Linked DNA regions of Homo sapiens: regions 2 and 3 are each linked to region 1. Evidence: chromatin loops called from intact Hi-C (ENCODE). Cell type or tissue: IMR-90. All regions are shown on one strand. Each heading gives the region's core, and the rest is flanking DNA. Links, peaks and the distances in the headings are about the cores only. Region 1 overlaps ESRRG (estrogen related receptor gamma). Region 2 overlaps ESRRG (estrogen related receptor gamma). Region 3 overlaps LOC124904512 (a long non-coding RNA gene).

What was found. A loop is a pair of places that touch in the nucleus more often than their neighbours do. Peaks named below come from ENCODE experiments on the same cell type or tissue, not always from the same donor. Only the 100,000 strongest peaks of a DNase experiment are listed, where the experiment ranks them.
Region 2: it touches region 1 in a loop (4-fold over the local background); 2 of 110 quality-filtered maps call a loop at or near these places.
Region 3: it touches region 1 in a loop (5-fold over the local background); 3 of 110 quality-filtered maps call a loop at or near these places.

What each region holds. Positions count from the first base shown.
Region 1 is chr1:216,595,652-216,606,584 of GRCh38, forward strand. The region is part of intron 3 of ESRRG (estrogen related receptor gamma); the gene reads right to left. Among named protein-coding and RNA genes, the nearest start is that of ESRRG, 120 kb to the right of the region's middle. RefSeq lists enhancers at 2,586-3,313, 4,855-5,423, 5,269-5,368, 5,749-5,848 and a silencer at 5,469-5,648. In IMR-90, for the core only: a CTCF peak has its summit at 5,680; DNase peaks (open chromatin) are centred at 5,220 and 5,690; H3K4me3 peaks cover 1,140 bases; H3K27ac peaks cover 1,040 bases.
Region 2 is chr1:216,524,154-216,535,086 of GRCh38, forward strand. All of the region lies in intron 5 of ESRRG (estrogen related receptor gamma), which reads right to left. Among named protein-coding and RNA genes, the nearest start is that of USH2A, 110 kb to the left of the region's middle. In IMR-90, for the core only: no CTCF peak of the experiment used is centred there; no DNase peak of the experiment used is centred there; H3K4me3 peaks cover 761 bases; H3K27ac peaks cover 766 bases.
Region 3 is chr1:216,736,805-216,747,737 of GRCh38, forward strand. It overlaps LOC124904512 (a long non-coding RNA gene), which reads right to left. Exons shown (of 2, transcript XR_007066880.1): 2 at 7,439-7,707. It also overlaps a transcript of ESRRG not described here. Among named protein-coding and RNA genes, the nearest start is that of ESRRG, 19 kb to the left of the region's middle. RefSeq lists an enhancer at 3,422-3,989. In IMR-90, for the core only: a CTCF peak has its summit at 6,036 (motif pointing left); no DNase peak of the experiment used is centred there.

The sequences.
Region 1 (10,933 bases), core at 2,824-7,823:
ATTAGCTGTCTATTCAAGCACAACTCAGTGAAAAAGCTAAGGGTATTCTTGGCTGTTTCCTCTCAACTTCTGATTCTTTAGAATGCTGAATTTATGCTTAAACTCCCTCAAAGACCCTGGGATCAACTGCCAATTTTATTTTCTACAATGCTGGATTATGAAAACACAGCATCAATAGCATTTTTTTTCCACATAATTTTGGTAGAAAAACTATAGGACTTTAAGAATAAAACTCAGCAACAAGTTGGGTGTTTTTAGCAGTGTAGAAGAAAAGACAAGGGTTTATTGCCATGTTTCATATGCATGATTTTGATGCATGCTGCCCCAAAGCCAATTCAAACAGCAGTCAGGGACTGCAGCAAATTCATTTACTCTGGAGAAGAACATGGGTTTCTTACGTTGCTTCCAACTTGAACAAGCCCCATCCCTGGGGTCAACTGGCTCACTGAGAAAGTCGAATGAGGAACAACATAAAACACGATCACTGCTCTAGTTTTCCCTAAATGCTCTAGGTAGCCGTCACTTTACCCTGTGTACACCGCATTCCCTTACTGCCCAAAGTAATAAAGACTTCTGTCACTGCGAGAGCTTTTCATCTTCAGGGCTTCTTTCTCCTCTCCTGATAAGACTGCCAACTCCACTCTCTGTAAATGAGCTCATGTGAACACTTCATTTTCAGTGCGTGAAAACAAAAAGGGCCACTGCCCAGCTTCAGAGATGGAGGGGGCAGTGCTCTCTCTTCAAAGTCAGAGGAGGATGTTTGAAAGGGATTGAAACTGACCTAGGGAGCCTCCCGTGGAATAAGGAAGTTAAAGCGGAGCCATTATACTCCTCCGCTAGCTTCACTTTTATTTTACAATGCCTGAAGGCTTGGGAGTGCAGGGAGGGAGAGTGGGAGGAGAACAGACCAGCTATCTCTAAACCAATTTCTGTTTGTGAACATTAAACATTTGCATTCACTTTGGCCAACACCACTAGCCAATATCAATGCTCCAAGTATATGTGAGCTGAACGTTTCACATGTGGGACAGATGGCTAAACCATTACAATGCAGTCAATTTCGAAATAAGTGAATCCCAGCTTAGGCTTCCTCGTCCAAACAGTAACTAAATTTAATTTTTTTGCAATCAGTGGCATATGTTTGCATCTGTCTACAATATGACTTGGGCCAAATCTGATCTGGCCATGGCATCCTGAGTACTAAGGCTATACAATTCCTAGTGTTAAATGTATTGTAAATACCAGAGGGGGCAGGTTAATTAATTAAAAATATATATTGGGTTTTTTTGGCCCTTTGGAGATCTACCATGTTTGTGATACAGGTAAGAGCTGCTGACCAACTACAGGAGTTTCTGTTATCCTTTTTAAATGTTTAAAATTTCCCTATCCAATAATAATAATAACAATAATAGTAATAAACAGAACCCACATTTACCCACATTTAATTGTCTATTACAGCTAAGAGAAATTGGCTTTACCTGTTGGCCTCATTATAGTCACCCAATTCCATTTATTCAAATGTGTACAATGTGCTTATTACGCACCAGGCACTGTGCTAGGCATGAGACAATACCAGAGCATTCTTTCCAGGGCTCACTGTCACAGTCAGGCCGGTACACAGGAAAATAATTACAGCCGTATAATGCTTGCATTTTAATAAAAGCATGGGCTAGACCCTAGAAGGAGTATAAGAAAGAAAACTGAACTCTTTCTGGAGAGGTCAAAGAAGGAACTTGGGCATCACTGTGTTGAGTTGCGAAGGTGTCTGTGCATGAAGAAGATGGAAGGATATTTCAGTCACAGAGAACAGCTGTGGCAGAAAAGCAGGAAAAAGCAGGATTTGGAACTGTGTTTTCTAACATGTGTTATGTAACTTAATTAAAATAAAATAAAATTTCAAATGCTGCTACTCAGGTACCCTAGCTGTATTTCAAATGCTTCCCAGTCACATGTTGTCAGTGACTATCATATTAGACAGTGGAATCATGGAACACTCCCATAACTGCAGAAAGTTCTATTTGACAGTGCTGATTTGGAAATGTGGATTACTGATAACTGAGATACTACAAAATGTGAAATGTATGAAGGGACTTGGTCCTGTAGATCCTGAGAAATCACTCAATGAAATGGAGATTTCAGCTTATAATACTTCTAGAGCCACTGATGGATTTAAGGAGTGACGTAGTGTGGATAAATGAAGGGGACAGAAAATGAGTGACTTGATCATACTCGTATTTTAGAAAGACCTTCATTCAACCTACAGTGTGAAGGGTGACACATATGTACATCCACATTCACATACAATATTCCACAGTATACCTATCAACCCATATAGGCTTTTCCCTTCTTTATTGTTTCAGTGAATAATAATAACAATAATTTACATTTATTAAATGTATATTGTGGAACATTCACTGCCCTGAATACTTCATACATATTAACTTACCAAGATCAAGGAATGGAAGGGCATCTTTGAGATACATGTTGACTTCTAAAGACCAATAGTTCAATTTAATCCTCCATTTATATTGTTTTATAGGAAATATAGAACTGTGAATAGAAAAACTGTAGAGAAACACATAGACAGGTTGAATCTATGGTGCAATTCATCCTGCCAGCTAAATTTAAGCTCTAAGCAGGTTTAGCTTGGAACCTCTGGTGGCTGAGTGGACTGTGGCTGCTACATGTATCTGCAAATAGATGTGGCATTTGTGGGAGTGCCAATAAAAATCTCTTGAACTGCATTAATGGGAACTTCTCTATATAGAATATTCAACAAAAATCGCTGAAAGAAATTGTTCATATGGAACAACCCACCTTGTGAGACTGTAAGAAATGAAAAAATGGAGGCAACAATTAGAAGCAACAATGAGCAGGGAATTCTCCAGTGACCTGCATCTTACTTAAATGGTGAATTGAGGTGGCTGGATGTCTGGCCAAATCTCAGCTTTCTTTGTTTTCTTGGGAAGGGTATTTTGCTCACCATCCTAATCACTTAAAGTCATGCTGTGCTCTCACAGCAAGTCAGTGAAATATGCTTTCTTCTTTAATGGCTAAAACTTGATCCAGGTTTGGCTGGAAAAAAAAAAGAGGCTTGATATGGTCTGGGATCTGGGTTTGCTTCTAAGCTATTTGTATACCTCATCAGTTTCCCATAATTCACTGAGTCAGTCAGTCAAAAAGAATTAATTTAATGCCTACTGTGTGCAGAGAAGAGCATATGGTATACAAAGACACAATTCTGACACTCAAAGCTTTTGAAATCTAGGTAAGGAAGAAAACATACCTATAGAAAGAAATATTAAATAATCAATATTTAAAATAATATGTTATAAATTGAATGCTTGAGTGCAAGAGGGATCTGGGAACTTAGGTGAAGTTATGGGTATGGTACATGTAGTTAAAAAAGAAGATTATCTGAAGGAGATTGGTTGCAAATCAGATTGCAAAGTGTCAGAAAATGAAAAATATTAGAGGTTTAGATATTCATAGGGGGTTCCAATAAATTTTTTCTGATTTATTTTATAATCAACCCACAATTAAAGATCTTGAAAATTTAACCAGAGACACAAGAGATGAAATATACCAAAGCTAGTACTGGTTCACAAGTCATTTCAAAAGAAAAAGTAAAACCACATCAGAAAGTATATGTCCTAACATCTCACAACAAGAAGAACTTTACACAGTGTACTTTCCTTACAATTTCTTGAAGCTTTGCTATTTACAATTTCTAATATAATTAATGGGGTGTTTATTATGCTTAATGCTAAAAATCCTCTGATCTAATTTTGAAAATGAATTATTCCACTTAACAAGGAAAAAAAATCCTTTCGATTTTTACCCAAGTGCTACAGTTCTCCAAGTATTCCATATTTTCAGCTATTATCCCTTTCTTACAAAGAGCCCACTTAATAATGTTCACTCTAACAACCTCATTTATTTTCCAGAAAATTAACTCAGTTTCAACCCTGATTAATGATTTCATCTAAATGAATCAAATTAAAAATTGAAAATTATATTTCAAAAGCCAAAGAAAAAAAAATTGACCATTTCCAGTTAACAAATGATCCTTTCAAATATTAAAAGATGACCATGAAGAGTGCGTGATAGTAATGAAATCTGGCTCGGGCCTGCTGCTTATCTGGAGTTCATGGAGGAGGAGAATTAACAGGAAAAAAAAAAAAAGAAAGAGAAGAAAAAGGTACCCTATGCATTTTTAACACGGAAATCCCTTGGGACACCAAAGTGACTTCCACTTAGGCTTCGCCTATAATCAGTGTACCAAAATAATATGAGCATTTCCCTGTTAATTAAAACTGGGCTGGAGATGCCCCTCAGCAGAAGGGGGATTAAGAAGTCACACACACTAATAGCCCCTGTTAACAAAACCTAAACCGTGCAAGAATGCTTCATGCTATGATGTCTTCTCTAGGAGCCGGAAGCAGTCCATGAGGAAAACAAGCAACTAATTAGGGAGAAACTTCTGGTCTGATACGTTATTTTTCTTTTAAATCCATTTTGGCCGGGGGTTGGGGAAGGGAAGGGTGACTAGGCAGAGCAGAGAGGATTTTTAGGACACTGAAACCATTCTATGTAATACTATAATGGTAGATACGTGTCATTATACATTTGTCAAAACCCACAGAATGTATAACACCAAGAGTGAACCCCCACATAAACTATGGACTTCTTTGGGTAATAATGACGTATCCATGCGGATTCATCGATTGTTAACAAATGTACCAGTCTACTGGGAAATGTTGATAATGAGGGAGGGTATGGATGAAGGGGGGCGGGTCAGGGGATATTAACTCTGTACTTTTTGCTCAATTTTGCTGTCAGCCTAAAAGTGCTGGGTTTTTGTTTTGTTTTGTTTTTTAACTTTTAAGTTCAGGGGTACATGTGCAGCTTGTTCCATGGGTAAAATTGTGTCATGTGGGTTTGCTGTGCAGGTTATTTCATCACCCAGGTATTAAGCCTAGTACCCATTAGTTATTTTAAAAATAAAGTCTTAAAAAAAAATCCCAAATAAATAAATCCACTCTTGAGGTATACAGATGACTGCATTTATCTGAAGTCCTGTGAAAAAACTTTACAATTAGGGACCATGTCGTTTTCACCCAGATTTCCGGATGTAATTCCGTGTTTTGAAATGTACGCACAAGAGTAAACAATGCAGAATGATCAGCCTCACAGCGGGTCACAGGACACAACCGCCGCGCTCTGGTTGGACGCAGGCTGCATCCTGTTTCCCGGACACATTTATTCAGCCCAATCTTTCCTGTCTGAACACAGACTGTTGATGATAAAATAGCATCTCAAATTATGAGGGAGAAAGAGCTGCTTCGGCGTTCCTCCCCGGTTCTCTGCCTGGATTGGGCTCCCGTGGGTTGCTGAGGCCCTCGCGGAGGCCTAGGAAGCCCGGCAGCGCGGGCGGCAGCAGCGGGTTGGGGAGCAAGGCCGGCTTGGAACGCGGGCTCCTGCCCACTGCCACCCGCAGGCTGCCCCGGGCTCCCGGGCGGGCGCTCGGCCAGGGGCTCTGCTCGCTCCATGGACAGCTGGGTGGAAAGGACGCCCCGTGAAGGACACCCGGCCGTCGGACCGCGCCCACCCCTGGGCCTCCCAGGGGCTCCCTCCGCAGACTCCCAGGGACTTCCTGGGAGCCACCGCGGAGGGCGCTGCGCGCGTCCGGAGCCGACGCCGGGCTTCAAACAGAAACCAAAGCCCGCTCCAACGCCGCGAAGGAGGGGGGCTCCAAGCATCCTAGAAAAGAAAGCTGGAGGGAGCGCATCAGAGACACAAGTGCGGATAAGACTTAACACATTTCCTGAAGAGGATTCCTTGTCGCGAGTTGTCTTGGTTATGACAGAGGAAGAAGACTTCAAAGTGAATAAGCAAGGGGGTGCCCTTAATCAGGGCAGAAATGTGGTGGCTTTGGGATTTACCTATTTCGTACAAGTTGCGTTCTTTTCAGTGGCGTATTTCCCAGGTCCCTTGCAAGAGCTGTTGGACCCACTCCCCTCTTGCCCACAAGTTGGAATATTATTTCATTAATCACAACAGGAGGCAGATGTTACTTAAGATTTAGAAAGAGAAATAAAGGCATAGATGAAGGGGCTTGCATCAAGTTCAAAAAAGAGTATTATGTTTATAGCTCCTTAATTATTATTGGTTATCTGCCAGGCTTTCTATAATATACTTTGTAACATTCTGGAATTTTTAAAAAGTACCCTACTTATCTTTAAACACTGAAATCCATTCAAAGCCCTACAACCGATAGGGCCTTTGGGAGCGTTATTAAAATCCTCTTAATTAACAACAACAAAGTGAAGGCTTAAAATGGTTGAATGACTTGCCCAAGATCACACAGCTAGGAAATAAGCATTGGATAAAAATGTATGGAATGTCTGAGTAAATCCTAGCCTTTCTGTGTTCTACTTAAATTCCTCAATTTTAAATATAGTTGTTATATCACACACAGTTAGGGGTATTATCCCCATTAGCAAAGAAAGTGCCGTAGTAAAGGCAGCTTTCAAAATTTTCAGGGATTTTGTAGAATCACTGAGGAGTAACTATGTTGTACATGGTTCCTCTTCCATTACATTTACTAGAAGAGGCTAAAGGGTCACACACCCTCACTTGTCATGAGCCTGAAAGACTTTGTGACTGTTCTAGGTACATACATGTAACAAGCTTTTGATACAAAACATAATGCGAAAAATAAAATGTTGTTTGTGAAGGCAAAGATTCATCAATACCAAGTATAATCTGTTTCTTTACATTTTTCAAACAATAAGACTGAGATAAGAAAATCAGAACTAGGGCCAACTGTAACAGGTGCTAATAGAATTTTTCCATGAACTATTGTGTCAGTTTAATCCCCAGCCTGACCTGGAACACTTTGGCCATTTTAACACCAAGCTCCCCGGATTATCTATTCTGAGTTAAATGTTCCCAAGTGGATTGGTGATTGTGCAGCGGAGAGAAGATCTGCAAGGATTATTCTAAAATTTCACAAGAATTTCCCTGACATACACTATATATTACTATGAACTATGTTTTCAAAATAATGATACAATGAATTGCCTAGCCAAGCAACATCTTCACAGTTTAACCGAACACTGAAATGATTTTCCACAAGCTCAATGTTCAGAAAATAAATGCAAATTGGCTATAAATTAATTTAGTCTTTAAATTAATACTTGATCAATAATCTGACATTGTTTTCATTGTCTACATGAAGAAAACTAAGACAAAACAGTTTTTCAGCTGTATTATAACTTAGTGTTAAACTACATCTATATAGCCCCATCTATATAGATGGAGAGACTCTTTTAATTCAATTGCTATAGATAGCAAAATCTAATAATAGAGATCTTAAAGCATTATCTTTTTACTTGAATTACTGAATTTAGTTGCTATCTACACTGATCAGAATACCACATTAATTTTCTTGATTTTATATTTGATATTACAAAAAATCCCATTTTAATGATTAAAGATGCTGAAATGACATTTTTGAATGAAATTAATCTATGTAGCTTAAAAATATTTCATTTTCATTAGCATTCCCTCTTATTTTTTTAACAATAAACTCCTTATTTTAAAATATAACTCAAAGCCCATGTTCTACACAAAATTTTTCAAAATTATCTCAGGCATCCATTCTCCAAAAGACTGATACAATCTGTGAACTGACCCTAACTTTCATTGAAGTAGCATGCAAATATTTGTTATAACTTTACCTATCTGCCTTATCTGGTTTGACTTAGCTAGATGTGGAAAGATTTGTACTTAATCCTCACCAGAAAAAAAGACACTATTGAATGCTAAAGACCCTGTGAATATTCTACAAAAGAGCTTTCATTGCAGATCAGTTTAAGTCGGAGACATAAGCAAAAGATAAAAAACCAAAGACAGTTATTCACTGACCTCAGTAATTTTCAAGCCATTCTATAAAACTTGGAGATTCCCATTAAAGAAGACAGAAAAATCAGCCGGGCACCGTGGCTCACGCCTATAATCCCAGGACTTTGGGAGGCCGAGGCAGGTGGATCACTTGAGGCCAGGAGTTCAAGACCAGCCTGGCCAACATGGGGAAACCACGTCTCTACTAAAAATACAAAATTAGCCAGGCATGTTGGTGCATACTTGTAATCCCAGCTACTCGGCGGGATGAGATGAGACATGAGAATCACTTGAACCCAGGAGGCGGAGGTTGCAGAGAACCTAGATGGTGCCATTACACTCCAGCCTGGGCGACAGAGACTCTGAATCAAAAAAAACAAAAAAACAAAAAAAAAAAAAAAAAGGAAAGAAAAATTGTTTAACTTATGCCATCACACCCTAGTCACACATTCTAGCATCCTGTGAGGAAATGAGGGCGTGACATTAAAAGAAAGAGTGTACATAAAATTAGGAAACTGCGGTTCCACCTGTGTTAGAGTCCAGACAGTGAATCGGAAACCACAGTAGGCACTTCAACAGGGAGAATTCAATATGAAAACTTTGGTCCAAAGGGTGTTGGAGAATTACAGGAGCAAAAACTGAACAGGGATTGTAACTACAGGAAGCAACTACTGCCTCTGGAAATTGTGGGAATAAAAGGAAGTGTTCGGCACATCAGAATCTAGAAGCTCAGTGAAGAGGGCCTGTTGGACTGAGACTGGTATCAGAGGAGTCAAAGCCAGTGGCCAGTGCTCGGCTTTCCCAAGTGCACAATGGGGCTTCATCTGAGAGTGTCACAGAAAGCTAGAAACTGTGCCAACTGTCAATGTCAGGGCAATGGGTCTTTAATAGAGTGGCACTGTCAGGAACAAGTTAATAGGAAACAGACACAAGGATACAATTCTTTCTCTCTCCTAGTGTCCTGAATCCCAGCCCCCCATATCACAAAGAAGAGCAGGTTTAGAGCTGAGAGACAATAGCTTAATAAGGGGCATATAGGCTTAAGAGAGCTTTCATAAATGGATCATCAACCTCATCTCTAAAAAACAGTGACCTTTCCATAAAAGTGCATCCTATGACATTAGAATGGGATTGGGTCACTTTCTTGATCCAATAATCTGTTGCTAATACCTAGCATTCACGCCCTAACCACCCTGCATACATTCTTTTCCTTGGCCTGTACCATCTAAAATATTTGCCTGTTGTTCCTTGATCTAAACATGCATTCTTGACCTTTTTAACTTAAAACCACAAAGTATATCATCATTTTTCACCAAATACACTGTAACATTTTTGTGTAGGATGAATTATCTTTGAAATATATTGAAACTCTAGCCCTCTGCCTAGCTTTAGGGCTTCTTTGGCTCATTACCAGATGGACAGGTGGATGGAAGGAGGGAGGGGGAGATGCTTATATGAGTGGGAGGTATGAATATGTGTGTACAATGAGGCTGTGACTGTAAAGAAACACACAGTGCAGAACTAGGCCAGTAAACGTAACCAAGAAACAGAGCTTAAGTTAGAACTTACTAAAGGAGTTTTCCATTTTCTTCTTTTTTTTGCATTAATATTGTTGGTCAGATTTGCAGTGTTATATGAAAATAGTACTATGGCGTGTGAACCAATTTACTAAACAAATAGCAGCTGTAGTAAAACATCTGTTTGGGAAAGAGGAAATATAAACTCATAAAATCAAATGAAGGCAATGTGATCTGTACTTTCACAATATGAGAAAACTAGACATATGGAGCAGTTTGCAAAAGATTATCAATCATTCTATTAAAAAAAAACAAAGTGTGAAACAGGTAACATTATGATCTTCACACAACACATTAGCCAGTATCTGAGTAAGATTTTAGAAAAGGGTATGAGAATGTCTCTCAGGAATGAGAATAGCATCAACATCTCCCTTACAAAAGGAAATTTTTAAGGTGTGAAAGAGGATTATATCTAAAAATAACTATATGTGTCTATGTATACTGTCACCAATAGTAAGATGATTGTTGTACTATAATTATACAAGATTAAGGTAATAATAACAAAAGGAAAGAAAAATTTTGTGTGGAACTCGGGAAAGACATTTGCTATATTATGTATAGATCTGCCATCTAGTTCATTAGTGCCAAAATGATTTGCTTTCTGAGGATCAATCATTAGAGGAACTCTAATAAAAATTTCAATGAAACTATGAAAGAGAAAAGTAAACGAAAGACTGGGTTTCATCCTTATGCACCCAATCTGCAAGAAAAGCAAAAATCAATAAAGAGAGCTTAAATTAAAAAAAAAAAAAAGACCCTTCTGAAGAAGCTGTTGGCTATCTTTTTTAACAACAAGAAAGCTGATTTTGTTTGTTTGCAATACTTTGCTGCCCCTGCTCGCCTTCTCTTTGCTTCACAGAGTTTAAGCTAAAACCAAAGAAAGATGTAATACATTCAAAAACAAAATCACATCACTGGCATAAAGCAAATCAGAGAGCAGTAATAAATGTCAGAGCTGTAACAGCAAAGGCAGCAGCTAGGTTCCTTCACTGCCCACCCCCAACCCCAACCACCACACACTTAAAAGTGAAATACCTAGCTGTTATCTTGGTGCCTGCAGAGCCTCCCCATTGTAGATTCAATAATACAAGAGGCTTCTTATCAGCAGCTGGGGTGACTGATTGGAGCTGTGATATGTTTAGACAATGCACTGTATTTAACTGAATTTACAGATGCCCCAACTCAGACGTGGTAGTAAACGCCAGAGACTAATAGGAAATTAAACATGTACAATGGACTAACTCCATTTGCTCTCACACAGTGTAATGTGTTTAGTTAACTTACTCATAGTCACACTTTATCTTTTTCTCTATGGATTCTCTGGGATATGTTTCAAATTGGCCAGAGATTAAATCTTCTTTTCAATTTTTTGTTACCATTTTATTGCCGCTTTCCCTTATTATTGGCCACTCTTTCTCTTGCAGAGATAAGCTAAACAAGATGACCCT
Region 2 (10,933 bases), core at 3,921-8,920, 70 kb before region 1:
CAGACATATCACTTTGTCCTATGATTCACAAAATACACAGCTCAGGGGCTTGTAGGAAACTTTATATATATATATACATATATATATATATGTAAGTTATATATATATATATATAGTCTCTTGCAGGAGACTATATATATATATACACACACTTTTTTTTCATGAACTGGAACTCAGTAGGAGCTAGAGTTAAGCAGCTACAGATGGTTAACTGCAGAAGTGAAAGCTGGAACATCTACATGGTGCTATCAGAAGCATTTTATTTAAAATTTTTCTTTAAAAGAGATGATAATGATTATATTATGTTTGTACTTAAGCCTTAAATACAATACCTATAATACTATTCTTTGAATCTTTACTCTTTTGGGCTGACCTTAATCCAGATTTCAATAATTTAGATTCAATCACAATTGGGTGAAATGTAAGAATAATTGACAAAAATGGAAAATAGGTCCCTTGCTAGCTAATTTAGTCATTTGTTTCAACATTTGTTGATTCCATAAGAAATCTATTTCTTTATCTCTGTTTTTATACTTTAATTAGGTTTCACATTGATTTTATGGAACTATTATTTTAAAATAGTGGTCAAACAAGACAAGTACATATTCCTAAAATCTAAAAGGCAGGACTCAGGTTTTAATACAATTTTGTATATAAGGGCAGAAGTGACCACCTTCCATAAAACTGAGCAAATGATCTAAGCAGTTGTGAGGAACTAAAAGAGAGGAGAACAGAAACGCAAAGGTAATATCTACCAGTCCAAAACAGAATTATCACTGTTAACTGAATTTACAGGTGCAATTGACCACTGACTACTCATGCTGATTACATAAACAACCAAATGAGTTTACAATTAGCCCAATCATAGGAACAGAAATTGAAAACATGCCCCCATAGACGTGGTGAAATGCTTTCTTTAGCAATTATTCCTGGTTTTCCAATCAGCTTGCTAGAAAAATTTAAAATACAATAGCAGCTAAGAAAAAATATTTCAAGTGACAATACAGGAAAGACTCAACATGATGACAAGAGGTTTTGTTTTGTTTTGTTTTTTTCCTGTGAGTGGGAGTTTTTTTTAACAACTGCCAGCCTACTTTGAAAAGTACTAGACACAGGGCCAATGAATGCCTAATAAGAATGTAAAGACCATCTACACGGAGTGTGCAGTTCCTCTTTGGAAGTCCTTACTTACCCCTACTTACCTAGTACTTCTGAATGACTGGAGAGGATCTGAAATAATTCCCTTAGCTTTTCCCAAACTCCCTCTTACTTGACCTCAAGTTTACTTCTTTTGTCCTTTCATCTAAGCCAAGAAGAAAGAAAAAATGTGGGGGGGCATGGAGGCAAGTATGGGCTGAGCTGCCTTAAGTTAAAGAGGGAAATCTAATGGCTTTCTTTTCCTACAACCTTTATTTTTTACTAGTTGAAAATAAGTTCTGCCTGGAAAGCAGACTGACTGAAATTTGTTTGGCCATCAAGAAAATAGGAAAGCAATGCCATATAATATAGGACTCTAAAAAATATATTTAAAAAAGGCATTTTTCAGTCTAACTTTGGGATTAGATGGATACTGAATAGGGAAAAACACCATTTGGAAGCCACACTTCTGATTTGAAAGAAAAAGGATCTATGCTTGAATCTGACTTGCTTTACCAATGTACTGGTAGAACTAGGTCAAGAAATATCAGAGTGCTTCAGGGAACTGACCAGTGGTCCATAGAAAACCAGTCCCACTTTGGAACCAGATATCTAAACACTATCCTCTTCAGGAAATTCCCAAGGGGTCCCCATCAAATTTGGTCTAATAATTTAAAATTCAAGCCTCCAAAATAAACACATACAGGCTCTATCTTGAACCTTGGAGAAAGCTGACAGATATCTCCACAAGCCTTTAAAGAGTCTGTGGAAAACATTTAGCAATAAATGCCCGTAAGATAAAGGTTTATAGTCAGGAAGTGATGTCTGAGGGGAGAGGATAGTGAGGGGAACTATAACTTTGAGGTCTAGAGATCTGACTACAACCAATGGTATTAACTTAGCCCCTGTGATGATCTGACTTGTGCCATCCCACCCAAAAGATGTTAGAGTCCTAACCTCCAGGACCTGGGAACATGACCTTATTTGGAAATAGGGTCTTTGTAGATGATCACATTAAGATGAGGTCATTAAAGTGGGCCCTAATGTAATATGACTGTATCTTCATAAAAAGGGGATATTTGGACACAGAGATGGACGTGTGCAGAGGAAAGATGATGTCAGGACACAGGGAGAATACTACCTACAAGCCAAGGGATGCTTGAGGCCACCAGAAGCCAGGAGAGACAGGAGAGAAGCATGGACCAGACTAGCCTGCAGAGCCCGCAGAAGGAACCCAAACCTCCTGCCACCTGCTCTTGGGCTTCCAACTTCCAGAGCTGTGAGCCAATATATTTCTGTGGTTTATGTCACCCAGTCTTTGGTACTTTGTTTTAGCAGCTTTAGCAAACTAATACAGACCCACAGGTGACCTTCTTATCTGTCAATTGCAAACTGTGGACTACACACTTCTGAGGAATCTTCCAGTTCCAACAGTTTCTAATTCAGAATAACAAACCGAGCTAATCATGAAGCACAAGGCTGTCTGGGTAACGGTGAGCACCTCAGACAAAATCCATGGACTGGGAGTAAATAGACCTAGAATTGGGTGCCATCTCTGCCACCAAAGAACTGTGAAACACTGAGGAATGACTCAACTTTGCTGGTTTCTGCTTTCTCATCTGTAAAACTAGAAGGTAGAAAAAGTATTCCTGAAGGTTTATTTCAGCCTTAAATTATTAGGCTTCCAATGGTTCTACTGTGACAAAGTTCAAATCAACTAGTATTTAGAGTATCTATTACAAGTGAAGCACTATGTTCAGTACCATTGGAATATGCAAAATGAATAAGACATAATCCTTGTCATCTAAGATTTTATAGCACAGTAAAAGTGGATAAGACCATAACAACCAAAAAAGAAAAGTATTGCAAGGATGGATCCAAGTACATGTCTATGCAGAAAAGGAGAGTTTAGTGCTTGGTTGTACACATTCTCCTAAATGTATCCATATCCATCACTTTCTCTCCTCCCCTCCATTCCAGTTTTGGTTAGGCCTTCATCATCCTTTTGGGGTAAATTTTAACAGCATCCTTACCAAAATCCTTTTATATCTTGTATTTCTTTCTTCCATCCTACCCAGGGCTAGTCAAGCAATCTTTAAAATATGAAACCTATGCCATTCCCTCATCAAAATGCTTTCTTTGTTTCCATATCTCCTACATGATAAAACTGAAACTCTCTGGTAGAACACAGAATTTCTTTCATTGTTTGTTCCTTTTCCCTTTTCCTGCCATATTTCCTAAAAAATCTTCCTCTAGTAATTCCTCCATGGATGTCCTAACATGTTAAGTGAGCTCATTTTCCTAATCCTAATGTCAAAACCTACAGCTCCACTATTTCCCTAAGCACCGCCATCCACCTGCCACCTTACTCTTGGCCCTTCACTGATCTCTCACCAAGTTTTCTCTTTTATACATGTGAAATCATTCTCAAATACACACACTTCTTTCCATTCTCATTGCCATGATCGTTGTCACTGGGTAGCATCTAAGGGCACTTGTAAAATATAAATGTGAAGATGAAGATGAAGACATAAGCAGGAGACACAGAGCTGAGTGTAAGTGACCCCTGAAGTAAGGGAGTGGATGTGAAGATCTGCTGCTTGATAGATGTATCTGTATCCTCTGGACAGTGGTTTGCTGTGTTCTAGATAAACTCTTCAGGGTGGAGATCTCTGATTTGTTTCCTGCTATGTCTCCAGCTCCTCAAACAGTGCCTGTCACATAGCTGGCGCTCAGTAAATATGTGCTAAATGAATGAATAGAGAATTCCTCAACAGCTCATTGACTGGCTTTCAAAAAGATGCGACGTTAGGAATGAAAAGACCATTGCAGGAACCAGATCCCTCACCCACAGAAAATACATCAACATATAACAAAAAGGGGTGCCTAATGCTTTTTCATTAATTCAATGAATGTTTATTAAGGCACTGATTTCGTATAATGCTCTTTTCTTATAAGTGCCTATAAAGTATATAGGATTTTTATTTGGAGCCACTTAGACTCTGATAAAGTCCTGCCTAAATTTATTAACCTCAGCCAGTTCTCTTCAATTTAGAAGTAAAGTTGATGTTTCAGTCATATGGACTAGCTGCTTCTCTTATATTTATAAGTAACCATTCACAACAGACTTCATGATAATGTCACAATTACTTTTTTGTTATTTATAAGTACTGTCATTAATTTATCTACCTATCCTAGTTGTACAATTATTTTGACAATATGTATACATTTATGTTCTGTAGCTTGCATTTTAAGCCTCTGAAATACTAACCTAGTGAAGTCATGGATGAAAACAATGCTCATTGCTTCTTTCTACTTGCAGGAATAAAATATAATATGTCTACTTTTTTAACGTAAATTTTTAGGCAATCCCAACCTAATTTTTGTCAAGTGTAAGAAGGAGCTTCTCATGAGAACATTTTCCACACTAAAAAACTTGCAAGAAGATTGAGAAATCCTGGCATTTTATCATTATGGGCTGCTTCACTCTGAATCAAAAACAGCAAGGAGGAGACAAGGCAATAAAAATGCATACATAAGGCGTCCCCTTCTCAGTCCAGTTTAGAACAATGGGTCCTCACTAGGTAAACACTCACTTGTCAGAAGTACTTGCAACACTACAGTCATTGCAGCACCAAGGGAGTAAGGGCCCTTCCTATGATAAAGCAGCAGATTAGACAGTTACAAACAGCAAGGAGGGTTCTTGTCTGTTATGTCCTTTCACTGTGTCTTTACACACAGGTGTTAATGTAATTTAAATGCCACTTAGACATGTTTCAGGTTTATCAGACTAGTTTGTGTATCCATTCTTACATAATAATTTCAAACAGGAACCAGTTCTACCTGCTGTGGGAACCTGCATAACTATAGATAGCTCTATGCAAATAATCTGGGCAAGTCAAGCAGAATCTATTTAAATCTAAAAGAAATCAGGTGGGACTTTGAGGAAATGAAGCAGGAACCAAAAACATTTTTTAATAGGTCAGAACCAGGATCACATTATTTTGATATGAACTTTGTTTTTCCATTTATGGCTGGCTGAGAGTTTGGATTCATGAGAAAATTATTCTGTTAAAGATTATAATTTTTCATTGAAAATAGAGATATGAGGAGAAACACAAGCAGATGAATTTTGTGAATATACATTTTAGGATCAAAAATATGCTTTTTAAGTCATGCAAAGTTTTAATAAACTAACCAATATGTTATTACTAGAAAATGTCATTTGTCGGGCTTCAAAAAGAGATAGGCATGCCTCTAAAACTCTTTAAAGCTGTCGAAGAGGCAATCCCAGCTGTAATTTTTGGTTAACTTTTTTCAAACAACAAATTATTGGCACTTCTGCCTTCCTTTCTACTTTTTAAGATTTGATTTTCACTATTTCTAACTCAAAAATATATTTAAAGTATAAAATGAATTTTTATGAATTTTCATTTTCCCACACGTGAAGTTTAATAATAATATTTTTAAAGGTGAAATGAACTGCTTTTCTTGGGAATATCCCACAATTAAAAGAAATTTATAATTAGTGACTTAGCTTGCCAGGTGCGGTGGCTCATGCCTGTAATCCCAGCACTTTGGGAGGCCCAGGTGAGTGGATCACTTGAGGTCAGGAGCTCGAGACCAGCCTGGCCTACATGGTGAAACCCCATCTCTACTAAATATATAAAAATTAGCTGGGCATAGTGGCATGGGTATGTATTCCCAGCTACTCAGGAGGCTGAGGCAGGAAAATCGCTTGAACACAGGAGGCAAATGTTGCAGTGAGCTAAGATTGCACAACTGCACTCCAGCCTGGGTGGCAGAGCGAGACTCCATCAAAAAAAAAAAAAAAAAAAAAAAAGGGGGTGGGGGAAAGAATAGTAACTGCCATGGTTGCTTCATTTCTGTTATTTGTAATCCAACATTAGAGTCTAATATTGTAAGAACCTTTTAAAAAGCACATTCCACACACTGAATAAATTGAAATAAGCTGTAGTGAATTAACATTAAAATATAGATAGATATATTAAGGTCTATCTATCTATCTATCTATCTATCTATCTTCACTGATGTAGTACAAGAGACAAAACTAGAAGGAAAAGAGAAGTGCTCACTGGACCCCAGTCTGATTTTGGATTAAACACTGCCTATTCAAGTAAGGTGAAAGTTCAAAGTTTTTCCTAATACTGCTTGCATTAATGAAGGTAGAGTTGCTGGCTTTAAGGCTCAGGGTATCTTGTCAAAAAGATCTTTGTGTAACTGTTTTCCCGTTTGTGAAGGCCTCACCTACACGCACATTAAGCACAGAATGACAGGCATTGTGAGAACCTGGGTCATTTCATATGGGTTAACCTAAAAATTTGAAAATTGTATTTAAGCTGCCACGTACAAAAGGGAGTTGTGATTATCTTGTGTACTTTCACTGAAATGACCAAGAATCAATTCTATCTTGGATCCCTAAAAGAAAAATTGCTTATAATTTCTGTACTGCCTTTAAAAACATAACTTCAAATCCTTTCAGAGTTACCTAATTGGTCCCTTGATATAGAAATACAAATTCCAATAAAAGCACTAATTATTATAGACTTGGTGTTTGTGGAGTTAACGCTGTTATCTCTTCTTGTCTTACTATTACTAGTTACAAGTAAAGCAGAAAAAAAAATGAAAATCCTTCAGGTGTGCTTTTCTCAATTTTCCTAAAATAGAAACTATAACTCAGTGTCTTTAACATATGCCCTAGGAGGAGGAGAGGCAGAAAAAACAAAACAAAACAGGAGGTCTTCTGCATAAATGGAAGTTAAAGGATTTACAGCATAGGCCATTAAAAACAAAGTGCCATATGTATTCATGAAAGAACGTAGAAGAAATATGTTATCCATGAGATGCTTGTCACAGATATGAAATTATAGCATGCTGACCCTGAAACTCCACACTCAAATAATATTAGAAATCCTTACTACTGATGCTTAAAGACCTAGGCATAATTTGTGTTCTGGACAGCATGGAAAAGCAGCTTCTCTGAATTTCTAGCTCTGAGAGTTCGGTTTAAAGTCAGGCTCCCACACTGTTTTTCTCTGCGGCTAATGAAGATCTGTTTGTGAATATTTACTCCCAAGTTCACGGCTCGTGTTTGCTGGCTCAAGCAGAGCTAAGTCATTATGGCTTGGCATACGTTCCACTGGGGAGGCGACCAGTTATCTTCTCATTGACAATAGAGGCAACCCCTTCGATTCCTCTCAGCCCTCCCTTCTTCCTCTCTACACTATCCCCAGTTTGGATGACTAGCCAAGTTAAAATGAAACCAAAACAAAAACATCAAACAACACAGCTCTCGGAATTCCTCAACCATATGAATGCAGAATCATTATCAGTGGTAAAAGGCTGCCGGTGGTATATATTTACTATGGATATATGATACACAAACCAAACCTGTGCCTCTTATAATAATTCTTTCTGTGAAGATCCTCCATTCAAAGTAGAATGGAGAAGGCAAATGTAGCTGCAGTTAAAAGCCATAATTCTTCTCCTCCCCAAATAAACAAGAGCACCCACAGCAGTCCCTCTAACCTTCCCGCTTTGATCTGCTGGAGAGTGCATTTACCTTTGTATCCCACCTCTCTCCTAGGCTGTGACCATTTCCTTTCATGTCACTGAAACCCTGCAAAAAAAACCCAGGAAATCCTAGAAGTTTTTATATCAGGTTGATTCAAGGAAATACGTGAAGGAAAATACAAGGGTTACCATATTTGGAAGTTGTCCTGTTTCCTAACTAGATTTGAGTAGCATGAACATTACCTCTGGAGGCAGAGACTCTTCTGTCTACAACAGTCCAAAATGAAAGGGGGAGAAGAAATGGAGGAAAAAAAAAAAAAGCTGCCTGATTCTAATACACCTAATTAGCCATCGGCAGACTCTTAATTGCATACATTAGGATGATGCCATAGTGGAGATTAATTCTAAATATACCCAAGCAGCTGGTTAAGATGCCATGGATTACAGTGTGGACTGTACTTTTCCACTTAATTAGATATCAAAATTAAGCAGCAACAAGCATTTTGACATAACGGGGATCAAGCCGCTGCTTGGTATCCCAGAGCTGCACTAAAGTGACCGCTAAACAGAGCTGCACAGATGGAGGGATATTAAATGCCGCACTGGAAAGTAATTTCAAATAATAAAATATCAATATTTACATTTTAATTACCCCTACTGAGAGCTGCTCTGTCATTTTCACTATTGCCGACGCAGCAAGGGGTAGTGGAATGACATTGCGGCTCTGGCCGCAATGACTATTTTGTTTCCATTAAAGAATGACAAGTGTTTTACAGGCAGTGACACTCGGTGTGTGAGTAAGAATGACAGCAGATCAGAAAATTCCTATTAAGGGACTAAATGCCTCAACAAGAGAATTTACTCTGAGCACCAGCTCCTCCTTGAAGCACATAATCCTTTCCAAATTTTCTGCTGAAAGTTTATTATTGGGGAGGCCCAAGGGAAGTTTTAGTCTCCCATGAAATATTTAGATCCGTAAAACATTATATGATGATTGTCAATTTAAAAACAATAATACTTGACGGGAACAAATATCCAGAAGTTATGTGTAAATCACAACGAGGTTGGGGGTTTTCTTTTTTCATATTCTCTCATTTAAATTGACAATACCATTGATGATGTTTCCTGGAAGCATATCTATTTCTTACCGAGTACATGGATGAAAGCTCGGGATACAGCTTAGAATAATTATAATAAAAATATTGGACTTGTTTTCACTATCTTTTCTTTAGCATTTTATTGCACCTGACTAGCTCAATTATAATTTCCTTGATAGAAAATAAAGTCCAGGATGGGTTATAATTTGTATGTGTAAATGCACATCCATGTGTATAAATACTAAATACTTTAGTTTCTGTTATTATTTAAATGTAGCAAATTCCTAGTGGCACTTACAGGCCCTCACCAAATTTAATTATTCTTTATGGGGTGTGAAGATGAGATGAAAAAAAAATAAAAGGTATATATTAGATGTGACATGCTGCATTCGCAGGATAATAAATGAAAACGGTAAAGTCTTCCTTTGGGGATGCCTGTCAAAACTGTAGAGATCTTGAAAGAATTTTAATGCCTCAAGATATGAGAGAGTGTATAAGAAAAACTCCTTGGTCAGTATACTATAGTAGGCAGTTAACTGACCCCCTATCTCAGAGCCTGCATTTATTTAATGTGTAGAGATGAACAACCATAAATGTGATAAATGGCTACAGCAGGAGGCAGAATAGAATTTTTCAAAGAAAAGAAAAGGGAAGTTGGGGAGTTCTAGAGATCCTTAGCTGCCTCTTTTACTCCCATTCTTTTTAAAGTATCAGTTTTGAAGTTGAAATAAAAACTCGATAATAGGCAGGGTATACTAACGCATGTTCCCTAACTAGCGGATGTTCCTCTTAACAAAAAATAAAAGTGCAATTGGAAAGTATTTCCTAAGCATCCCTAATGCTTTTAGGACAAGACAGATCCCATTTTTCAGCTACTAGCACCTTTTAATTTCTGAAAGAGCCACGGTTGAAAATCTTAATTAATTGTTCCATACTGCTTCAGGATCATTATGCAATGTAATAAAGGCCATGTAATTATGAAATTTTACAGCCATTATCAAGGCTGATGGCTCGTAATTCATCCTCAGCTGGACCCAATGGCTTTTAGGCACTAGGCTCCTCTTTGATGAACTACAGACAGATCTATCAGGCCCAAACAATATCCAGGCGAGGCAGCTATAATAGCTACCTACAGATGAAGCCATAGATAAAGATAAACTATAAATCTACACACACAAATGCAGGCACATTGCCTGGGGATGACAGAGGAGAGAGGATGAGACACTTGGGAAAGGTAGTTGCTCCCACGAAGGCCACCTCCTGTGCTTCTCGCTCATTCACTCCAGAATGGGGTGGATTTTATAAAAGACAGCAAAACCCCAGTGAACATCTCATTTATTCTCCGTATCTCGAAATCAAATGAGAGAAGGAAAGGGTGTCCATGAGCATTGTATTTAGTGCATTATTTAAAGGGCAGAGACTACTCAGATATCCTAATGTCTATTTCAGTAGTGAAAGAGAAAGCTAGATATATGAGATGTTATTCCTGGCACATAGCACTAACACAGCAATCCAAAATAAGTACTCTGAGACAAATTCGATTATAGCTCATGAGTATCTCTTTCATGGATATTAATATCTTTAAAACAATAATTCAAGAACAACAAAAATTCATGCTGAAATGTAGGCAGGGAAAATAACATTGTATTTATACATAACTAAAACGTTTGTAGTTCACATGTATTGACTCATTTTGGAATGTAGGAGTTCATGTAGCCGAATAACTGATGCAACTATTCTGCTTAACGTATTTCTGACATATCTCTTTTGGTGAATTAAGCATTTCCATAAGTTGTTTTACACATAAATGTAAAAAGGTCATCTAGGAGGTTCGTTTGACAACCGTAGGGGTACACTCCAGGGAACATCTAGCTCAACTCTGCCTTTAGGTTGTGGCAACATCATGGAGCTGATGCCCTCGGTCCTTTTGACGGCATCAGCCTCATGTTGGCTCGTTTCACGAATGCGACCAGATAGCTTGTCTGCAATGTGGCTTATCCCAAAGGAAAAGCCCATCAGTGGGTCAATCCAAGTCAGCCTGCAAACTGAAATGATGGACCATGCAGAGAAGGCAAGAAAAGCAGCAGGATGCATGGAGGCTGAGTGTGGGGTTGATGACTGACAGAGAGTTAGGGTGTATGGGTGTATGTAAGAGGCAAGGGTGT
Region 3 (10,933 bases), core at 3,439-8,438, 140 kb after region 1:
ATCCCAGCAGTCTGTGTTTTAACAAGCTCTCCAGGTCATTCTGGGACATGCCAAGATGTGAGAATAGGATCTCTATAGACCTGTTTCCCTCTAAAGGTCTACAGTTTCATCATCAGGAACAGAGCTTTTATTAAAAATAAATGGCTCAGAATTCGCTTTGTTATTCATATATTCTCCACCCCCAGCCCCTACGTTTTTTAAACTTCATGTTTCAACACATTGAGTCTTAAAAATCAAATCCTGCAACAAGAAATACCAAATAAATTAATAAATAAAGTGATGCTGGCTGCTACGGCTCAGTTTACAGAGAGGAATGTGGTCCTTGGACTTTTAAAAACTCTAAATTCAGTTCTTTCTCTGGCTAGTATATGTCTCATGGTTCACTCAGCTGCATCTGCTTCAAAGTTTGAAGCAAAAGCCTTAAAATTGGTGGAGACAGATATGGTGACCAGAAGAGCTGCAGACAGTGGTTCACCCTTGTTTTGAGCCTGGCTTCTGCTATTCTTTAGCTGGTAGACAGGTGGGCTGGTGGGTTAAAGTCTTGTATGTCTCAGTTTCCTCATTTTTAACATGGTGATGACTCCAATCTCATATTGTTGCTAAGGGATTAAATGAAATGGTCTATATATAGCATTGGTTTCAACCTTTGAAAAATTCCAATCCTCAGGCCTCACCCCAGCCAATTAATTTAAAATCTTTGGCATCAGGAGTTTTGAAGGCTCCCAGGTGAATTCAATATGCTGCCAAAGTAGCAACTGAGACCCACTGCTAAATTACTTAGCCCAGGTCCTGGAATCATTATTTTACCATTATTGAACCGTGTAAAGGAAGTGTATGTAAAAGCATAAACTTTGATATCAGATGGCCTCGTCTTAATCCTGGCTGTACAGACTGTTGGCTGTGTGACCTTGGGCAAGTACCTGAATTATTGGTTTTATCATCTGTTAAGAACAACAATTAGCAAGAAGGGATTAAAAAAAAAAAACAATAAACTTATCTGCTTACTCAGTAAGATTGTTATGAAAACAAATAAGATAACATAAATCCAAGCTCACTGTGAATGATGCAAGTATAAGAAAATATTCGTCCTTACATACAGCCCACAAAAACTATCAGTGGCTTGTGTTAGATGCCAATCACTAAATGCAAGTGACTTCCAGACCTTCACTAGTTCTGCAGATGAGACATCACTTTTTTTTTTTTTTTTTTTTTGGTCATGCTAATACCCCAAAGCTCAACAGTGATCATAGGATGAGATAATCTGGTTCCACTTTGGAATCACCTGGAGACTTTTTAAAAGTACAGCTGCCTGGGTCTCACCCAGTGAAAATCTCTGAGGGTGGGGTCCATACAGTGGTATTTTTGGGATAAGATCTACTGGGGTTTCAAACTGCAGCCAACATTAAAAAGAAGGAAAAAGGTGAAGTTAACTGCTGAGGAAGGGGCTTAGGGTAAAGTGAAGACCATCTGTGGACTCCAGCTTTTGTAGTGACACAATGCTGAGAAACCAAATTTCCAGGGATCCATCAGTTTATGAAACTTTACTAAAATAAGTCCTATACTGCCAAGCAACTAAGGAGAAAAAAGTGAACCATAAAATGCTTATCAATGAAGAGCTGAGTATAATGTAAAAATCTATTCTAAATACTATGCTTCAGAGTAAAAACAGATGTGAAATGGTTAAACAAAATCTGTGGTATCATAAGGCAATAAAATTTAGTTGCTTTTCATTTTCTTCCTTATATTCTTATGTATTGTTTAGATAATTTTACAATGAATGCAGATTATTTATTTAACAGAAAATAACAGTCAAACAGAATGTAGTAAGGGGAAAAAGTGGATTAAGTAGGGGAAAAGTATGAAATGGTGAGACAGTAAAATAAATGCCAGAGCTGAGAAAGATGAAGCAGCGTGCACTTATAAACAAAAAAAATTCTAGGACTCTCAAAACACTGGCAGATTCCTGAATACATGCTAATGTTTCACTTCTCTCTGCCTAGCAAAATCTTACTTATCCTTTTTAAAAATTTTATTTGTTATTTATTTACTTATGAGACAGGGTCTCACTCTGTCACCCAGGCCTGTCACCCAAACTGGAGTGCAGTGGTGCAATCATAGCTTTCTGCAGCTTCAAACTTCTGGCCTGAAGTGATCTACCACCTTAGCCTCTCAAAGCACTGGGATTACAGGTATGTCCCACTGCAACCAGCCCCTACTTATCCTTAATACTTAGTTTACCTTGGAGCGGAGGTCAGGGGAGGCTCCCAGTAGAATAGAGACCTCAGCATCCCTCTATCATCTCAACTAACCAAATGCTATTAATGTTTTCTTCGTATTTATCTGATTCTCCCATGACTGTAAGCCTCTTGAGAGTAAAACTGCATCCTGTTTATCTTTATAAATAATCCCGACACTGAGAGACAAGTGCATAAAAGGTATCTCCAAAGATTCATTAAAGTGAAAAAAAAAAAAAAGTTCCCCAGCTGTGGGAAACAGGCAGAATAAGATGTGATATAAACATAGTTCTACATAAGCTATTTTTTAAATAAAAACAAAACAAAGACAACTCCTACACATAAACTATCTTCTGTGATCTTTTGGACTTTCTATTTGAGGTTAACAGTGAAGAGCTGCCAATGCTCATTGCTCAGTGGGTTTAACTGATAGGTGCTCTAAAAATGCAAATCATTTGATCGTCTGATGACTGGTATGTAGAGTTTATACCAGTAGTTCTCAAAGGAAAATATCAGTATTATCCAGGAACTGTTAGTGTAAATTCTCGGCCCTGCCACCCCAGAGAAACCCTGGGGATAGGATTCAGCAATCTGTGCTTTATCAAGTCCTCCAGGTGATTCTGATGCATGTTCGAGTTTGAGACCCACTGGTCTAAGCTAAAAGATTTAGAAGAAATGAAAACCCAGCTCACTGCTAACTCCTTCTCAAAATCTATTTTGCTAATATGGCTCTCCTATATGTGCCATGGAACCCAAACTCTGATGCGCAAATGTTTCAAAACAGACCAAGACACCTCTCAACTGTTAAAATTCCCACCTCCGACCCCTCAGGAGAATGAAATTTGAGATGCAAAGACGTCTCTTTCCTACAGTTTATCCTGCCAGACTCCTTCATTCCTCACTCTGTTCCCTGCAGATTGTCTTGTAAATGTGGCCAGAGACACATCTTCAGTCCTGAGTCTGACTGCTGACCTCGGCTATGTTAGCCCCTTTGCTGCTGAAGAACAGCCCCTTGGATCACTGACTTGCTATTATTCTATGCTTAATAGCCCCGACCTGTGCAATATTTTTTATCTGGCTACAGTCCTATCTCTAAATTCTCTATTTTGAATGAATACCAATTTTGTGACATGAAGTCTTCTATATAATGAAATGCAAACAATGAAAAGGCTAAATCAGTTTACAAAAAATCTATTTGTCAAACAGTGTGGAGATGTTCCCAATTTAGTCTGGGCAGTTCATGCAGCTCTTGATAAGGGAGTTAAAAACCTAGCTGTTCACAGAATGAAAATAAAGGCATCTGCACCACAGACACATTTTCCTTTCAAAAGTCTTTGTTGTAACTTGTAGCTAATTAAATGCCCTTACACAAGAGGTGCACACACACACAGCAAAATCAGAGAATAATTTTACAAGAGAGCCCCAGAGAAGAGGAGAGCACAACACAAGCTTCCCACTACCATCTCTTATATTGCATTTACATTTCTATACAGCTTCATCAGCCTGACAAAAAAAGCACAAGGGGAGGCCTTTTTTGTTCAATTTTGGACGAGAGAGATTTCTAAGCCCTGCAAAGGAACGTGCTTAACATTAAAAAAAAAAAGAAGAAAGAAAGAAAAAAAGAAAGAAATTGTAACCCTGCCTTAGATGCTTGTGGAGAAATAATGCTTTCTACACACCTTTCTATATCACCGACAGAGGAACTAAAAAATTATCAAGAACTTAAAGTGTTCCATTTTTTTATTTGTAGTGTTTTCCTCACTCCTAGAGATTATTTGCAGGCAGAGGTGCCCCTGTATTAAGCTTGACATTTATTGGAGTGGCTTTGAATTTACCATGTCACATTTATCAAAATGGGATTATATATACATATTGACATTCTTTCATTTTTCCACCTTCTGAATTTAACTATTTCATTGGGCAGAATTTAAAGTGTTAATTCTCAGATAAATTTTTTAAAGTCATATACGAAATTGGTTCTCAAATATAACTGGCATTGAGTTATCACAGTCCCCCCTCTCTCTTCTTTCACGCCCCCGTCCCCATATGGGAAGACTGTCCAACATAATGGGATAGCATTGGATATAAAAACAGAACATTGTCTAAACAGAGGATTGAAAGCTCTTTGGGGTCAGGGTAATTTATATTATATTTATATTTATAATTTATATAATTTATATTATATAATTTATATTTATAATTTATATTATATAATTTATATTTATAATTTATATTATATAATTTATATTTGTAATTTATATTATATAGTTTATGTTTATAATTTATATTATAATTATTTCTTTATACCTGTTCACAATCCTGTGTCACTACATGTGTGGACCCCTCAGGCTAAAACACCAACCTCACAACCCCTTTCTAACACTCCCCCCCGCCCCTGCACACACCCCAAAATACCCCCCTACACATACACACACACACATATACCTCTTTTCCAGATGGAAACTCAGAAAGATCACCTCCTCTCGGGAGGCATCTCTTATCCTGCCATCCTTTAGCATTTTCATATCTGTATGTGATTTTACTTCTCTTATTAAACTGTAAGCTACTTGAAGGCAGAGACCCTGTCTCATCTCAGAATGCTTAGAACACAGCTTAGGGCCTGACAGACTGGATGTTATTGAACAGGCTGTTTAATGAATAAATGAATGAATGCAAGCCTAGCTGGGCAATTGCTGTCTAAGCTTTGAATTCTTACTATTATGAAACAGATGAATTCATGCAACCCTCTTGATGTCAAAAAATACCACACTTTCGTACATGGGTGCTTGGAATACACTTGTCAACTTCTAAGTCCTATTGGTTCTCACTCTAAATCATCTCTACATTCTCAAAGTTAAATTCCAACTGCCTGAATTTCCTCACTGGTGGTTTCATTGGTCTCTCTCCCTCTGTTTTTCTGCTTCTTTCTAATTCATTCTATATGCCATTCTCAAGTACTTTTACCCCACATTTTCCACTGTTACAGAACAAAATCAAGATTCTTTTAACCTGAAAATTCAAGTCTATTCATAACCTGACCCAAACCCTCTTTCCTGGCAAGTTTCCCACAAGTCTGCTTCACAGAGCCTGGGTATCACAGCCTTCACGTAACCTGAACACACCAAATGCATTCTTATTTCCAGGATTTTTGCCTCAGCTATTCCCACCATCTTATATTTAAAGGACATCCATTTGTAATGCTCTGTATACATGTGATATGTCTTTATAAAGTAGGTTAGAGCCTTGAAAAAGGGCATGGCCAATTTGACTTGAGAGAGGAGCAAAAGATGCAGATTTTCTGAGCTATGTCTCTAAAGACTGTTGGGGGAAGAAAAATTTGTGGTAAGTGAGCAACCTTTAAGATAAAAGAGAATAATGGAATCATGTTTCTCCAATAGAATGTAAGTTCCTTGAAGACAAGAACTACCTGGTTCATCTTTATATTCCCACTAGTACCCAGTAGAGTGCTTTGTATGCAACAACTGACTAGTAAATATTTCTTTAATGATTCTTTATCCATTTCTGTCCTAACTCCATCCGACCCTTTCATACAGTACCTTGCATATACTAGATACTCAATAAATGACAGCTAAATGAATGACTGATTTCTTAATCTTTCCATTCCTTGTTAAAATGCAAAAGTGGGAGAGGAACAGAGTAAGTAAAATTGCAGTTACTGAAAAAACAACTTCAGAAAATGAATCGTTATGAACACCAAATATGCTTATTTTGTTTACACACCAAAAGTAAACTGTACAAGAAAACAAGTAAAAATGTTGAATTCACATCGCCCTCTGGTGTTGGACTCTCCCAGACAATTAAAAAAACCCTCAAACTTAAGAGTTTAGGGAGATTTTACTTCAAAATAGGAGCATTCAACCTTCCCTGATCAAGGCAAAATGAGTGTAGCATTGAATGAGAGGTGCAGCATCTTTCAAATTTGCTTCAGTTGTTAAAGATGAAATTATTAACTCCAACAAAGTATGGAGCCTCTAGTATATTTGCTTAATGGAGTGAATTCCTCCTTCTGTCAAAGTCACTGTGTCTCACCATGATAGTCATTATTAGAGACCAATGGAATGAGGCTGCTAGCTGTACTACAGGTCCTCTGTATAAAAGGTGTGCTTTAAAATCTAAGACAATATGACTTTTCAACAATAGCATACAATGGAAATGTATTTATTTGCTAAGCCTGAGAAAAGCCATTGAGTAGAGAATGAAAGTTACAAAACAGGCACAGGCTATTCATTTGCTGTTAATGCTGGGACACTGTGCCAAGGCAGCTGAAATAAAACAATACACCCTCCTTGAGGTGACTCTTAGGATCATGGAGAGAACCCTGGAATAAATATCTCAGTGTGAAATTATTGTTCTGTCTATGGCATAGAATTCAGAAAGTCCCTTATATTAAAAAATATAAAAGTATTCCTCTTCAGGGTAATTTAATTTAGAGAGCTGGTTTAAATTTTCTGAAAACTAATAGCATGTTTTGAAGGCAGTCTTAGACCCAGAAACATAAATTAGAAAACACATTGTGCCATGATTCCTTTAGAGAGTTTTTCTAGCAAGCTGTTAGCCACTAAGTGCTCTCACCATTGCCATCATCTTCACTGTTGTCATCATCATCATCACCATTCATGGATAACACTCATCATCATCACTGTCACTGTCGTTGTGATCACAGTCATTGACATGATGGTCAGTGCTGCTAAGTATCACAGGTTTATGATGTGCTAGGACTGTGCTCAAAATTTTACATCATTTAGTTCATCTGAACCTCACAATCATCTCAGTAACATTCTAATTTTACTGATTAGGAAGCTGAGACTTCGTAACTTACTATAACTTCCATAGTAGGTAACTTGCAGAAATAATTCTAATCCTGCTTACGGAAACTTTTGCTCTTAATCATTATATTGACTGCCATTAGGTACCAGATTTTACTTGTGATTCCTCTGGACACGGTGCCACATGGAGTGTGATTCTGTTCATTTATCTGCTGTATTCCTCTTTTTATCTAAGTGATGAGCAGAAAGTTTTGCTAGGAGGGTTTTAAAGGGTTAAGTGCTTTAAGAGAACAAAGCCATAGAGTTCAGTCTTGGGTGGATAAGGAACCATGAGGGAGTAAGAAATACATTGTCCGTTAGAGTCTCTTCCTCTGTGCCTCTGAACAAACGGCAATAAAATAAAGAGCATGAAACTTCTGGGTGCTAAATCAATTTATTTATTTATACTATATTTGGCAAGCATTTATTACATTGTTGTTAGCACTGCACTAGGCGCTAAACAAAATATTTACACACAGGAGAAATGCAAGCCCATATTCTTGCCTTGGGAAGTAAACATCAACTGTACAACATTCATAGGGTAACTCATTCGATGTTTTAATCAACTCCATCCCATCTGAGTCTAGTACCACACACTTGAATATGTGCACACAGACATGCACACACACACACACACACACACACACCTCTGTACACACTCCTAAAAGCAAACGTCCAACGATGCCAAAAACACACAGATTTCAGGCAAAAACTTTCAAAATTTGTCCAACAATTAAAAATAACCTGATTTTAAGAAATGCACACACATAGGACTTATAGAGGTTATTTCTACATCTCACCATCTTTATTCCTGGCAATACATGCTGTGTTACCTATGAGTAGTCTCTTTTTGGCTACAAATGTGTCCCATCTTCCATCTGTTCTTCTAGCAATATTGCTGGCTTACTGCCATTGAAGCTACATCAGCCTTCATGATGTCGTCTGACTAGGTTTTCTCAAGTACCCGTTCATTTAGCTCTCCAGGTGAGGGCAGGCATATACATTTTTCTGTAGTTCTCTGAGCAGGGTTTAACTTTGGTTCCATATTAGCAAGTGTGTATGTTTCTGCTCTATTTACCAAAGTTTGCAAACTATTTCGATAGAGTAGAAAACAGAGTCTAAAGTTCCTCAAGAAATTGCTGGCTGAGCCATGAGAGAACTCAGCCCAGGGTCTCAATTTTTCTTTTATAATGGGATGTCGGTTAGAGGTGTGCCTATTAAAGACAATACTCCCTGGATTTTGCTATATTCTTTCACATTTTGCTTGTCTTTCATCCTTTTTTTGTTTTTTGTTTGTTTGTTTGTTTGTTTTTAAGTCGAGTCTCACTCTGTCACCCAGGCTGGAGTGCAGTGGCACAACCATGACACACTGCAGCCTCAAACTCCTGGGCTCCAGCGATCCTCTCACTTCCAGCCTCCTAAATAGTTGGGACAACAGGCACACACCATCATGCACACCTATGTGGTTTGTTTGTTTGTTTGTTTGTTTATTTCCCATCATTTTTTCCCAAAGACAGGGTCTTGCTATGTTGCCCAGGCTGATCTCCAACTACTGGCCTCAAGCGATCTTCCTGCCTCGGCCACTCAAGTTGCTGGGATTACAGGCATGAGCCACCATGCCCAATATGTTTTTGCTTCTTTCATTCACTTAAGTAACATTTTTCTCTATTGCAGACACTGTGCTATGCATAGGAGTTTTTACCCTCTTGAGTTGAAGGCTGAGGTTCCCCCTGCCCCCTCCTTTCCCTTTGTCCAGTCTCTCAATGCGTGTATTCAATGCAGGCTGGTTAGCCAATTGATTAGGAGGTTGGGTAAGTTTCCATGTCAGCTCTGTGTATTACTAGGAGTTTGTCCTTGAGAAAGTTACTTAACCTCTCTGTATTCAGTTTACTCATCTGTAAAAGACACACTCAATAAAGAATGGCTATTATCTTTAAATTGTATTATGGTGATGTATATTTATATTTCAGTCCTCATGTAGAAGGCAATTATCTATGTATCAAACTCATTCTGTAAATTGTAAAAAAGTATACAAATGTAATGTGGTGTTATTATTTAATACAGGGTTTAATATAGGCTTTAATGTAGAGTTTGTTTCAAAGAGAAGTGAAAAATATTTGTTGAACACCTACTATGTCTTAAGCTTTGTTCTGAGAGCTTTACTTACAGTATTTTGCTCAACCTCAAAAAAGTTCAATAATGTAAAAATAATAACAGCCTTCTTTTATTGTGCAATTATCTAACAATCTTAATAATGTAAAAAGTAGATATTATGGTGATAATGATTCTGATTTTATGAAGAAATAAAAAGAAGGAAATGAAGCTCAAACATTAACTTATCCAAGGAAACCTGGCTAGTAAGTGACAGAACCAGAATATGACCCCAGGACTATCTGCTGCCAGGGTCTGAACTCTTTCTGCTACAACACATGCTTTTCCTAGATGGAAGCAATGTATAATAGAGGAGGCCCAAGCTAGGCTGATGAAAAGAAAAATGATACCAAACTAATAAAATATTCATATTTACAGGCAAAATGCCCTCATTGGAAAAATATTAATTTAATATATATAGTGTTTTATATCCCAAATAGTATGACATCCACATAACCGTAAATAACAGAAGTTACCAAAGCTAACTTTTAAAAGAATTCTTTGCTTAAAGTTCTTAATTTTCGTAGTATTTTTGCTTGCCTAATGATAGAATGATGGTGTCAAATTTGAAAATGTAGGCAGATGTATTCATTTTTAAAGGTATCACTTGGAACGTCATACCATTTATTTAGATCCTATAGCTGATTAGTGACCTGTTTAAATAGATAAAACTGGTAAATGTTTGATGAAATAATAAACATGTGCACTGAATCTTCATCTCCTAACTTAAAGCTCTTACAGAGTTGTCAAATTCTAAATAAACAAAGACTGGTCCCTTTTTCCAAAAACTGTCTGTTCATCAGATAAATGAAGCATGTAAACCCACGTGCACACACTATTTTGCTTTACTTTGTGCTATACCTGTTTGCAAGGAATTGTAACCATTTTCCTTAAAACGGCCTTATTTAACTTAATTTTTTTCCTTCAATATATTCAAAAGACCTTAGATTATTATCAGTAATTATCAGTATGACTTAGCAAAGGAAACCTCATCAAAGAACTCATAAAACAGGCTTCATAGAATTTGTATTTTGTAGACTTGTTTTATTTTATTAATTTCTAGCACAAACATCTCACTTTAAAGCTTCCAAAAATGCTTGCACACCCCTAATCTGATTTTACCTATTTGTGAGATAAATGATGTTAGTTTTCCAGTTTTATTGATTATGAAACAAGGATTCTGAGACGTCATTTAAATTGCCTGGGATTCTATCAACCCATAAGTGGCAGAGACAAACTTGAGAGTAATTACCCGCATCCCACCAGGCTTCTTTCTGTCTTAGCCCTGTGTTTATTCTTCTGCCTCACTCTATGGCAATACCATATGATGGGAATAATGTCAGTGTTCATATACCTCTTTGTCTCACGTGCTAGGTCCTCACAATATCATTCATATGGCTCTGTTCCTCTGCACAGGTCCTTTATAGCATCACAAGGATATAATGATAGATTGGGTGAAATCCCTCTCCCCTACCCCTATGCCCAGCAACACAGCTTCTCTCTGATTTCTCTGGATATCCCAGACACAGGAAGGTAGAGCAACTGGGTATATGGCCCACAATGATTGCATTTCCTTCCAAAATAGTTATGATGATTTTTATCAAATAATCCATAAACACTTAATACCAAAATACTTACTGGTATAATTCTGGTTCTGCTGTGAGCAATTTGTGGACTTTGAGCGAAACGTTCAATCATTTTAGGCCTCAGCCTACCAACTTT